3 separate regions of the Homo sapiens genome follow, and all the other regions are linked to region 3. Evidence: chromatin loops called from intact Hi-C (ENCODE). Cell type or tissue: HepG2. All regions are shown on one strand.

Region 1 (4,000 bases), 190 kb before region 3:
AGTAATAGCTGACTGTTTAGAAGTATTAAAAGCAGATGTAGAAATGATTCAGGGTAGGCAAATGATATTGTAGGAAAGTGTAGGAGGCAAGGAATTTGGTGGCACTTGGTAAAACTAAAATGACTTACAATTGCTTCTAGGCTGAAGCTGGAAAAGAAGAGATGGACTGGGAAGATAGGGACAACAATTAAGGGAAACTGCTTGGAATGAGAACCAAGAATAAGTCTGAAGAAGTAGTGGAGATGAGCAGTCAAGCAAATGCAGAGGGAATTCTGAAAAAGATGCTGTGAGTTGTTAAGTTTTCAAAGATGACAGAACATGATGTGTGGCAACAACAGTGTGTTGCTAAACTGGACATGTGTAGAAGAGTTTTGAAATCAGAGTCACCCTGGTCATCAACAGTGATGAAAAATATGCATGGCAGCATCTAAAAATCATCACGGGACACAGTAACTTGGAGGTCTGATAAAGATGCTGCCATAATTGTGGAGAGAGGGGTTAGAAGCTGTGGTGTGGCTATGAAAAGGGGAGGTAACAAATTGTGGTAGAATAACACTTACTGGTAGGAAAGAGACCATCTGTTTTTCTAAAGTACACTCCCTTCCCCCCACTTATAAAACCAAGTATGTATTTAAAGATATTTCTGTGCTGGTAAGTGTATTAATTTATAATCTTTATTTTTCATCATTAAGAACTAAATATTAAAAAATACAGTAAGTACAAAGCCAAAAAACCAAATTTGTTTTTAAAATACAAAAACAGGTGTTCATGGTAAATGATGGAATGGGAGAATGGAACTGGCATGAGAAAGACTCCTTCACAGTAGCAGCATGTAAAAATTTCTCTGCTTGCTTCAGTGCCTTCCCAAATGCTCATCTTTCTCCCAGTTGATACCTACGTGCTGCTTCAAAACCCGTTAAATGTGGTGAAGGGGTTTAAATCCCATCAGAAAAGTCAGATCCCTGGCTCACTAATCCTTTGAAAGGCTCACACTAGTGCAAATAAATAGCTGACTAACATTCTCTGCAGGACAGTTGCATTATAATAATTCTATAGCAAGAGATAGGGATATTATCAATGTAGTGTGTCCTATAACAAGAGGTACTGTATAGATGGAGTGAGTCATTTCACCTATAGCACCACCCGATAAGAGTTGAAATGCGTTAGAATATTTTTCACTGTAGTAAAATATTAAACCTAATTTATCTGAGGAGTGAATAAAAAAGCAAGCTTAATTCTTACAAGGAACATAAACTCCCTTCTGTAATTCACATTATTAGTCCCATGTCATTATGACAAGATATGTTTGCATCACTAGGTACAAGAGAAAATGGTATATAGCCCACAGAATAAGTGAAAATCTATTATAATGAATAAATTTGATATAGTAGTGCTATTTCCAAGTTCTATTTAGTAAACCCAGAGTAAAAGGGGTTTATTGATCTGTTTACAACATTCTAAACACTAAGATTAAAACTGTTTTGTTCTGACATAAAAGAAACAGCTATGTAAAGTGCTTAGTCCTCTACCTGGCACATGGTAGCCACTCAGCAGACAGTTCCCATTTTCACTGACTTGACCCTTTCCCTCCCACTCCAAATATAGATTCTAACCACCCTTTAAAGAACATCCATAGAAAATTCTCAGATCAAACAAGCACACTGTGTTAAATGTTAAATGTCCACATTAACAAAGGTTATATCATAGAAGTATGCACATGCCAATTTCTTATGCATGGGAGTAACTCAGGTCTTAGATTGACAATGATGAACAAAGGAAAAGGAGGAGAAAAAAGAAAAGGAAAAATGAACAAGGATGTGGAGGGAGAATGAAAAACACAATTGCACTGTCAGTGTGAATAGCAAACAAATTCCTGAACTACCAGATGTCATGGAACAAGTACCCCACACAAGAGTACACAGAGCTGCAATGACCCTGGAACTCTAGGTGCAGGGACTGCCAACACTACAGATGCATTCATTGTCATAGCTCTAGTGATTTTCTTGGACAAATGGTAGAAATCACTTTAGCCACCCCACCCCCATCCGCTGCTATCCTCTAGTGGCAGAAACATTAACAGTGGCCAAAGAATGACAATTTATCCTGATTAGGTGGGCAGCTAATTTATCCTTTTAGGGACAGCTGTCATGGGGTCCTCAGTGTCCTCTCTCTTCAGTGTGGTCCCTCGTCCCTCAGGAAATGACTTTACTCTCCCAGGGTAAGCTCAAAATAACACTTAGTGTTCCTGCTAAATCCTCCAGTAGTCCAGTGCTATGCAGTTCTTTCAAAGAAGAGCTCTTGTGATTAACACAAAAGTCTCTAAAGTTGTGTGTAAAAAAGCCTTTGTGTACCAAGCAAGGCATGGCTCACACCTGGTCATTTGCCCAGTTTTTGCCGATTCTTCCTGGCCTTAGATTAGTGTCTCTCCTCCTTTAGTCTTCCATGACCCCATGGTCATGGAAGCAGTTATAGCTAACTACTGCCCTTCTACCTGTGTCTGAATTGCAGTATTGTTAACACTGAGCAACTCACAAGATTCCTCTTCACTAGGTCACCCTCCAAGGCTGCGCAGCAATTCAAATCCCAGTGTTAGCCTTAGAGTTCAAAGCTGCTCATTAAAATTATGCATGCTGAACTGTAATAATAAATTCTGGGCTAAAATTATAATTTAATATTTTTTCAAAGTAATTTAGAGTGAAAAACTTCAAAATTTTCTGTTATTTTGTATAATTGGGAAAAACAGTCAAGTTTTTCAAATTAACACATAATAGTTGCATTACAACAAAGATATTTATCATTCACTTATTCATTCATTCAAAAATACTCGAGTGCCAGGAACTCTGCTGGACCCTGAGAATATAGTGAACAAAAGAAACATGACCATATCATAATAATAATAATTTCTATATTGTATCACTTATTTCAAGAATAGTCTGGCATAGATTAAACATTTTATTTAAGAAAACAAATTGGGGAGTGGGGAGAAACACATGGGAAGTAAATTTGCCATGACTAAGTATCAAAGTCGTTCTATGTATTATGAATATGTAACAATTATTGTAAGTAACACTGGACACTAAAATAGTTGCTGTTCACTTAAAGAGTGCTAGTATTTTATTTTAAAATTTCACTATACAGATGCATATCACAAAAAAAATGTACTAACTGCTTGAACAGAACTATTTATCAAGAATAAGAATAATAAGATTTTGTAAAATGTTCATGCCAAGAATGCAAAAGAAAAAAACAGCACAATAACCTCACAACTAAGACATACTATAAATATGTTATCAAAAGATAATTTTTACTCTTCCTAGCACATAAAAGATAATTTATTGTTTTCAAACTTAATTGATACTTTCTGTATTAGAACATATTACATATCAGTAATTTTCTTACCAAAATAGAACCCAATATATGTACAGTAAATATTTAAGAAAATAAGTTTGTCCTTAGCTTTAACATGAATGTGTACATATAAATATACATATGTACACTCACAGGAGTAACATACATTGACAAAAAATTACACTTAGCAAAGGTCCAAAATTGCACAAAAAAAATCCCGCTAGGACTTTTTTGCTATCTTTGAGGTTGGACAAAGAATGTATAAAATTACTGAAGTAACAAAAAAGGACACAAAAACCACACTTCAAACAGACAAACTGCTTGTCAGTATTAGGACCTGATTTCACATACAGGTTTAATACACTTCCTCAAAAGTCATGCCATCAAGGTGAAGGATGAACATCTTCCACTACTGAATGAGGCTGGATGTCATTATTCTGAGAAGTAGGGTTCTCCTCCACATGGATTACTTTATCTGAGGTTCCTGCAGGAGAAACTTCATTATTTGTCTCCTCTTCACTAGGTGATAAGGTTTCAGGCAGTTCATTTGACATTAGAACTTGCAAAGGTTCTGTTCCATTTTCAACAACCACTTGAATCCCCAAAACTTTAAGAATATCACATTTGCAAATGGGGCATGTCCCATGGGGTA
Region 2 (4,000 bases), 210 kb before region 3:
GCCCAGTCTCACTCTAGAGCTCCCTTTTTCACCACCATGCAATCAAGTTCAGCAATTTATCAATTTGTGGCTCATTCGGCTGAGCTGGAAGGGCCAATGAGTAAATGGATTGGTAAGGATTAGGCAGGAGAATGCTCCTGTTCACCTGTTTGTCAAGCATTCCGCAGCTTGATGGTATTTCTCTATTCTAAGCCATCTTAATACTTTCCCATGCTCTGTGTAGGTATAAAACACTGCTGTCCTGTCTTATACCACATCATTGTATGTCTCTCTTGTTAAGACTGCAAACTGCATCTTTGAAATCTCTGTAGTGTCTAGTATCATTAGACACTCAAATTTTAAAGGAAATCATTAGGTCCTTGTGGTAATGGACTTTGGAAAGTTATTGAATCTAAAGGCTGCTGTGCTGACCAGTGTGGGATGAAGTTTTCATGAATTCAAAGTGAAAAAAGAAAATACAAGGACTTCAAAGTCCATTTTAATAAAGCTGATTTTAATATTCTAATAGTTGAAACTGTAGGTACAAGAAGTCACTTTTTGTAATACAATGTTATTAACTGTAAATGTGTGGTTTTGTTGCTGTATTCATCCAATGGATTCTTCCCACACAGCTGCACAGACAAAACCAACTCACTGAGACTGTGCTATAACAATAGAGAAGGAATTTTATTAATGCAAGGCTGGCCACACAGAAGATGGGAGTTATTACTCAAATTAATCTCTCAAAGGCTTGGAGTTTACGTTTTTTGTAAGGATAATTTGGTGGGCAAGGGTTTAGGAAATGGGGAATGTTGACTGCTTAGAGGTGAAATCACAGGTGTGTGGGAAATGGTCCTCCTGCACTTAGCCTCTGAGTAGGGGCCATAGGATGGGTTGCACCACTACTGTGGGTCTGGGTGGATTTAGTTGGTGGTCAAAAATGCAAAAATGTGAAAGATACCTCAAAAGGCCGATCTTAGGTTCTACATAGTGATGTTATCTATAGGAGCAATTCAGGGAAGTCACAAATCTTGTGACCTCTGGCCATAGGACTACTGAACAGTAAGGGGTTACAGAAATTATGCCTACATTTTAGCAGAATGTTGCAGGAAGTCAGGGACCTCGAATGGAGGGACCAGCTGAAACCATGGCAGAACATAAATTGTGAAGATTTCATGGACATTTAACACTTCCCCAATCAATACTCTTATAATTTCCTATGCCTGTCTTTTATCTCTTAATCCCGTCATCTTCGTAAGTTGAGGATGTATGTTGCCCAGGACCCTGTAATGACTGCGTTAACTGCACAAATTGTTCGTAAAGCATGTGCGTTTGAACAATATGAAATCTGGGCACCTTAAGAACAGGGTAACAGTGATTTTCAGGGAACAAGGGAGATAACCTTAAAGTCTGGCTGCCTGTGGGCCGGGCAGGACAGAGCCATATTTCTCTTATTACCGAAAACAGGTAAGATAAATATCACTGAATTCTTTCCCCAGTAAGGAATATTAATAATTAACAGCCCTGGGAAAAGAATGCATTCCTGGGGGGGGGGGGCTCTAAAATGGCCACCCTGGGAGTGTCTGCCTCATGCACATGTAGATAGGAATGAAACATGCCCTACTCTCCTGCAGCACCCCCAGGCTTGCTAGGATTAGGAAATTCCAGCCTGGCGAATTCTAGTCAGACCGGTTCTCTGCTCTTGAATCCTGTTAAGATGTTTATCAATGACAATGTGTGCACAGCAGGACGTGGACGTTCATTAGTGATTCTAGTTTCACCCTGACCTTGTGATCTCGCCCTAACCTTGTGATCTCACCCTGACCTTCTGCCTTGTGATCTTTTGTTGCCCTTAAAGCATGTGATCTCTGTGACCCACACCCTATTCGTATACTCCCTCCCCTTTGAAAATTGCTGGTAAAAACTTGCTGGTTTTACGGCTCAGGGGGCATCACGGAACCTGCCGACATATTATGTCTCCCCTGGACATCCAGCTTTAAAATTTCTCTCTTTTGTACTCTTTCCCTTTATTTCTCAGACCGGCCAACACTGAGGGAACATAGCAAAGGACCCACATTGAAATATCGGGGGCTGAATTTCCCCCAATAGCAGAACTCAGGCCCCTCTCACAATCCTAATCTTGTGGCCTTTCATTAGTTTTACAAAGATGGTTTTTAGTCCCTGAGAAAGAAGGGGTTTAGTTTTAGAGAGGGACTATTATCATCTTTGCTTCCAAGTTAAACTATAAACTAAATCTTTGCCATGATTAGCTTGACCTATGTACAGGAATGAACAAAGACAGCCAGCCTATGAGGCTAGAAGCAAGATAGAGTCAGCTATGTTAGATTTCTCTGTCATAATCTTTGCAAAGGCAGTTTTATTGTTGTTGCAATGGTTAATTACCTTTCTTGGCACACAAAAAAAGTACAATATCTGACCTCTGTTTTTATTTACTAATCCATGAATTCCAAAGATTTGAAAAACACTCGTTTAAACAATCCCATTTCTTTACCTATCAAATGTGAAGAATCACAGCTTAAAACTAATAGCAAATAATCTGTTTTATCTAAAAAATAAATTTTGTTAAGAAATACCTCTAGACCCTTATCTATAAACTAGGAGACACTTGCTTTCAAAAGATCCTTCCAACTTTTCTAAATCCCTTATGATTAATCTAAACCCCTCATATCAAATCTAAAGCCCTTAGACCAGGCCAGGCATGGTGGCTCATACCTGTAATCCCAGCACTTTGGGAGACCAAGGTGGGTGGATCACCTGAGGTCAGGAGTTCGAGACCAGCCTGGCCAACATGGCAAAAGCCTGTCTCTATTAAAAATACAAAAATTAGCCAGGTGTGGTGGTGCACGCCTGTAATCCCAGCTACTCAGGAAGCTGAGGCATGAGAATCACTTGAGTCTGAGAGGTGGAGGTTGCAGTGGGTCGGGATAATGCCACTGCACTCCAGCCTGGGCAACAGAGTGAGACTGTCTCAAAAAGAAAAACAATAAAACATCTAAAAAACTAGAAATACCATTTGACCCAGCCATCCCATTACTGGGTATATACCCAAAGGACTATAAATCATGCTTCTATAAAGACACAGGCACACGTATGTTTATTGCGGCATTATTCACAATAGCAAAGACTTGGAACCAACCCAAATGTCCAACAATGATAGACTGGATTAAGAAAATGTGGCACATATACACCATGGAATACTATGCAGCCATACAAAATGATGAGTTCATGTCCTTTGTAGGGACATGGATGAAATTGGAAATCATCATTCTCAGTAAACTATCGCAAGAACAAAAAACCAAACACCGCATATTCTCACTCATAGGTGGGAATTGAACAATGAGACCACATGGACACAGGAAGGGGAACATCACACTCTGGGGACTGTTGTAGGGTGGGGGGAGGGGGAGGGATAGCATTGGGAGATATACCTAATGCTAGATGACAAGTTAGTGGGTGCAGTGCACCAGCATGGCACATGTATACATATGTAATGAACCTGCACAATGTGCACATGTACCCTAAAACTTAAAGTATAATAATAAAAGAAAGAGCTCTCCGGTCCGTGCCTCCAAGATGACAAAGAAAAGAAGGAACAATGGTCGTGCCAAAAAGGGCCGCGGCCACGTGCAACCTGTTCGCTGTACTAACTGTGCCCGATGCGTGCCCAAGGACAAGGCCATTAAGAAATTCGTCATTCGAAACATAGTGGAGGCCGTAGCAGTCAGGGACATTTCTGAAGCAAGCGTCTTCGATGCCTATGTGCTTCCCAAGCTGTATGTGAAGCTACATTACTGTGTGAGTTGTGCAATTCACAGCAAAGTAGTCAGGAATCGATCTCGTGAAGCCCGCAAGGACCGAACACCCCCACCCAGATTTAGACCTGCGGGTGCTGCCCCACGTCCCCCACCAAAGCCCATGTAAGGAGCTGAGTTCTTAAAGACTGAAGACAGGTTATTCTCTGGAGAAAAATAAAATGGAAATTGTAAAAAAATAATAATAA
Region 3 (4,000 bases):
TTTCCTAGAGTTTGTATTGTAAACATTTAACCACTTAGGACAATTTGAGTCATTACTCGTGTCTGGTACAGAACATCAGGCCCCTGGGGTCTTGTTTTGAAACTCAAGTTGGCCAGCCTTTCACCTGAAACAAACTTCTTACCTTTTGGGGGAGAATAAGCATTTTGTTCCCCAAAAAAGCATTTGGAAAGCATTTGTTATGAAGTGATCATGCACCAATCCTTTATCTTTCATCAGTAATAGTATATTTCATTAATCAGGCCTGCCCAGACCAGAAATTACTTACCCACAAACACTTTACAAAGCTGCATGCCTTCTCGGTGTTTGGATTTGATGTCCTGGTTGTATGACAATATAGGAAACGTATTAATTTAACTTTTTTATTCACTGAGGAAAATTTCTACCCCTCTTAAGTGAAGACTTCACTCTAGCTAAGAGAAGTACTCGGGCTCCACCTGTTTCGCCTAGCTACAACACTCATTCAGACCCTCGGCAAACCCAGCTCTAGCAATATCACGCCAGGCTAGGTGGACAGGAATGCACCAGTGCTGTTGGAAATTAAAGTTGATGGGAGTTGCATTCTAATCCGGCCAGAGCTGCGCCTGCCGGGTGCAACCGCGGCGCGGCCGGCGCTGTCGGTCTCTGTCTCACGGATGGTGAGCTGACAGCTCCTGCCAGCCCAGGCGGGGAGGAGGAGAAGAGGTGTCCGCTGCAGCCGCATACCCGGCGGGTGAAAGCACCGTCTTGTCCCCAAAGATTCCTCTGCCCTCAGAGACTAACAAAAATACGGTGTCCTGCGTTTCGCAGAAGGACGGGAGGCGTCCCAGAGCTCTCCCGGGAGAAAAACCCAGGGAGAAGTGGTGGTAGGAGGCGCCCGGTCCCGCAACTCACCTTCTGCTGCCTCCGGGCCATGTCGGTGGGCTGCTTGGCGTTGAAGGGGTACGCGATGCACCTCACGACGAAGACGTAGAGCTGCAGGCGGATCCTCCGCTCCTGCTCATCGTCCAGCTGCCGCTGGGGCTCGTCTCGCCCCTCGCTGAGCACAGAGGGGCTCGGGCTCACAGATCTGGCCGCGCCGCCGCCGCCCGCGCGCCCCGGCGCGTCCCGCCGCCCTTCCCGAGTCGGGGCTGGAGGAGCTCGCTGCGAGCTGCCGGCTGCCACCAGCACATCGCGGCTTTCCTCTTCCAGCCCCTCGTCCGACTCCTCTTCGCTGGAAGACGGGTCCAGCATGGTGCTCGGGGATCCCCGCCGCTCGGCCCGCGGTCCCCAAGCGCCTCACCCCCGGCGGCTGCGCCCGCGGGTCTGAGGGAGCCGCGGGGCTGGCTGCAGCGGCCGCAGAACGAAAGGAAAACTGGCCAGGGCTTTCCGGACACGTCGAGTTAGATTCAGGAGTGTTTCCTACCACCAGGGCGAAAGGGGCGGGCAGGAGCCGGGAGGAGGATTGGGAGGGGGGAGAGGGGGAGCCGCCGGGACTGAATAGGCGGAGTTAGCGTTGGGGGTGAGCTTGGGCGCCTCAGGAATTGCTCCGCCAGCCCCGGGCGCGCCGACCCAGCGGTTCCCCAGAGCCCGCCGGCAGAGGCGGAGCCGCCCGAGCGCCCGGACGCAGGTGGGGAACCTGTGGCGCCTACAACAAGCAACACGTGGAATTGAATGTTGAAGAGCCGCGCGGGGCCGCGGAGTGCGCGTGCGCGCGCCGCCGCTGCTGCCCGGGCCCGCCTGGAGCCCTAGCACACAGTTTGCAAAGGCGGGGAGCGGCCGAGCGCGATGGCCCGTGTAAGCGTCCACCGGGGCTGCTCCGACTACCCTCACCCTACCACCTGTGATCTTTTCTCCAGCAGGTGGAGGTGGAATGGGGAGCGGGGAGGGACTGTTCCCTAGCAAGAGGTTAGGGGGAGCGGCCGAGACATCTCCCCAACCCGAATCGGCTGCCTAGGATTGAACCCCAGCGCGGAAAAGCGGGACTGGAGCCCTTCACCACGAAGTATCTTTGCGACAAGACTTTGAAAAGTCTCACTCTGCTCTGCTGCCGTTTTGATACTCATGCTGAAGCCCAAATTATAAAAGTCGGAGTAATGAAAAAAAAAAGAAAACCAACGAGGCTTACTTTTTAAACTGTTCTAGTCCTGCAGACTCAAGGCAAGAGAGATTTTATATGTGCAAAATGATACTGATTCAGCTCAAACATATCTCGATTATTTTCTGGGTTGGGATGCAGTTGACTCAAAACAGGTTGTGTAGTGTGGACATTTATTCAACAAAGATTTGAGCGCCCTCCCGGTGTCCAGCACTGTTAGCCTTTTGCGGAGCCCGCGGTGACTAAGGCACATGACACTCAGTCGCTGGTGGTTCTGGCCTCAAGTCGGCGTCTTGTAGCTGCGCTGAAGCCTGCCTTATCTGCGCAGATTTCTCAGTCCTAGTGCTGGAACCACCTAGGAGTTTCTTATAGTAATTCTGTATCTTATGTCCTAAGTCCTGACAGAGGGGGAAATAGGCAAAACAATGCATTCAACACCAGGTGGAGTGTGCAGCGACCAGGTGGGCAGGGAGGTGATGAAGTTCAGTGGAAATAACACAGGGCAAATTAACTACCAGCTCTGAGCTCCTCTACCACCATGGTCAAACAGCAGTTTTAGCTTTTTCAGGCCACTTTCATATAGTTAGGTACACAAGAGAGACTTCTGCACTTACTGACATTCTCTCTAGATGGGTAAAAGACAAGGAGGCATTTACTCCTGAGGAGTCTTACCTATTTTTCTGCCTAATCCATAACAGGCCCCCTAGTAATAAAAGGTCTTCAGTAAGAGCATGGCTGTGGGATGATCACAAACTGCCAAGAAATAGAAAATCTCAAACACCTATGTATTTAAAGGCAATGTTTTATTTTTGGCAAGGCAAACAAATAGCAATCTTGTCATAATAGCTGATGCTTATCTAGCACTTTGCAAAGATCTGTGAAATTGTTTAATACCCTCATCAAAGTAATAGCTTTCTGAGGCAGGTAGTATTATTATTGATTGCCCTTTGAACCAGATACTGCACTAAGCTCTTTACATACATTATCTCATTTATTTTAGGTTCCATTGTTCAAATAAGGAACCTGAGAGTTGAAGAATCCTTTCCTTAGGGTACAGAACTAGCACCTAATGGAATAAGGACTCAAAACAGTTTTCTAGTTCCAAATAGTGTCATTTTCTACTGCAATTTGCCTTGATAATAAGACAGTATAATAAATGTATGAGGTTTACTAAACTAATAAAAATTTCTAGGGACATAAATGTATGATTTAAATATAGCAACTTTACTGCCCTTTTCTTGCCAACAATAGGTATATTTTTCAGTTCCTTTTATTAATCAATATTACTTGATGTGATCACTTATTCTTTTCCCATTAAAGGTGGTTATTAAGTCAAAGATCTCCAAGCCTTGAGGATCCCACAGGAAAACATCTAATAATTTTTAGAGCAGAATATACAGTGTTTTCTCCATGAAGATGAAGATGACTTAAGAGGCATAAATTAAAGAAATATCTAAAAGACAACAAAGAGAATGTTTAAGCATCATTAAACATACATTGATTAAGAAACTAACATATGCTAAAGCTATACTGGATATATTTAGGAAAACAAGATATAGGCCGTAAGAAGTTTATCAGTTAAGGAATGACAAATGAAAAAAACATTTATTTAAAATAATCAATATTTGGATTGCAATCTGATGAGTGTTCCAATAACCTGGAAGATAATGGCAATACAGAGAAGAAACACTTCATTCAGAAGATAGTAAGTGATATGGTTTGACTCTATATCCCCACCCAAATCTCATCTCTAATTGTAATCCCCACATGTGGAGGGAGGGACTTGGTGGGAGGTGATTAAATCATGGGGGGCAGTTCCCCCCTGCTGTTCTATGATAGTGAGGGCATTCTCACGAGACGTTTATGGTTTAAAAGTGGCAGTTTCCCCATCTCTCTCTCTCTCTCTCTCTTGCTGCCTTCTGAAGA

The links. Hi-C counts contacts between places; a loop is a spot of excess contacts. Peaks named below come from ENCODE experiments on the same cell type or tissue, not always from the same donor. Only the 100,000 strongest peaks of a DNase experiment are listed, where the experiment ranks them.
Region 1: it touches region 3 in a loop (5-fold over the local background); 3 of 110 quality-filtered maps call a loop at or near these places.
Region 2: a loop joins it to region 3, with 10 times the contacts of the local background. A loop is called at or near these places in 5 of 110 quality-filtered maps.

What each region holds. Positions count from the first base shown.
Region 1 is chr7:122,694,057-122,698,056 of GRCh38, forward strand. The region is part of intron 2 of CADPS2 (calcium dependent secretion activator 2); the gene reads right to left. It overlaps RNF133 (ring finger protein 133), which reads right to left. Exons shown (of 1, transcript NM_139175.2): 1 at 3,679-4,000. The coding sequence ends at 3,732. Among named protein-coding and RNA genes, the nearest start is that of RNF133, 3.1 kb to the right of the region's middle. In HepG2, a CTCF peak has its summit at 2,063 (motif pointing left); a DNase peak (open chromatin) is centred at 1,945.
Region 2 is chr7:122,677,742-122,681,741 of GRCh38, forward strand. The region is part of intron 2 of CADPS2 (calcium dependent secretion activator 2); the gene reads right to left. It also overlaps the pseudogene RPS26P31. Among named protein-coding and RNA genes, the nearest start is that of RNF133, 19 kb to the right of the region's middle. RefSeq lists an enhancer at 1,440-1,996. In HepG2, no CTCF peak of the experiment used is centred here; a DNase peak (open chromatin) is centred at 1,730; H3K4me3 peaks cover 878 bases.
Region 3 is chr7:122,885,108-122,889,107 of GRCh38, forward strand. It overlaps CADPS2 (calcium dependent secretion activator 2), which reads right to left and starts at 1,353. Exons shown (of 30, transcript NM_017954.11): 1 at 892-1,353. The coding sequence starts at 1,230. RefSeq lists an enhancer at 641-690 and silencers at 1,051-1,180, 1,221-1,270, 1,281-1,360, 1,431-1,590, 1,601-1,760. In HepG2, a CTCF peak has its summit at 2,340; DNase peaks (open chromatin) are centred at 624, 1,524 and 2,304; H3K4me3 peaks cover 2,781 bases.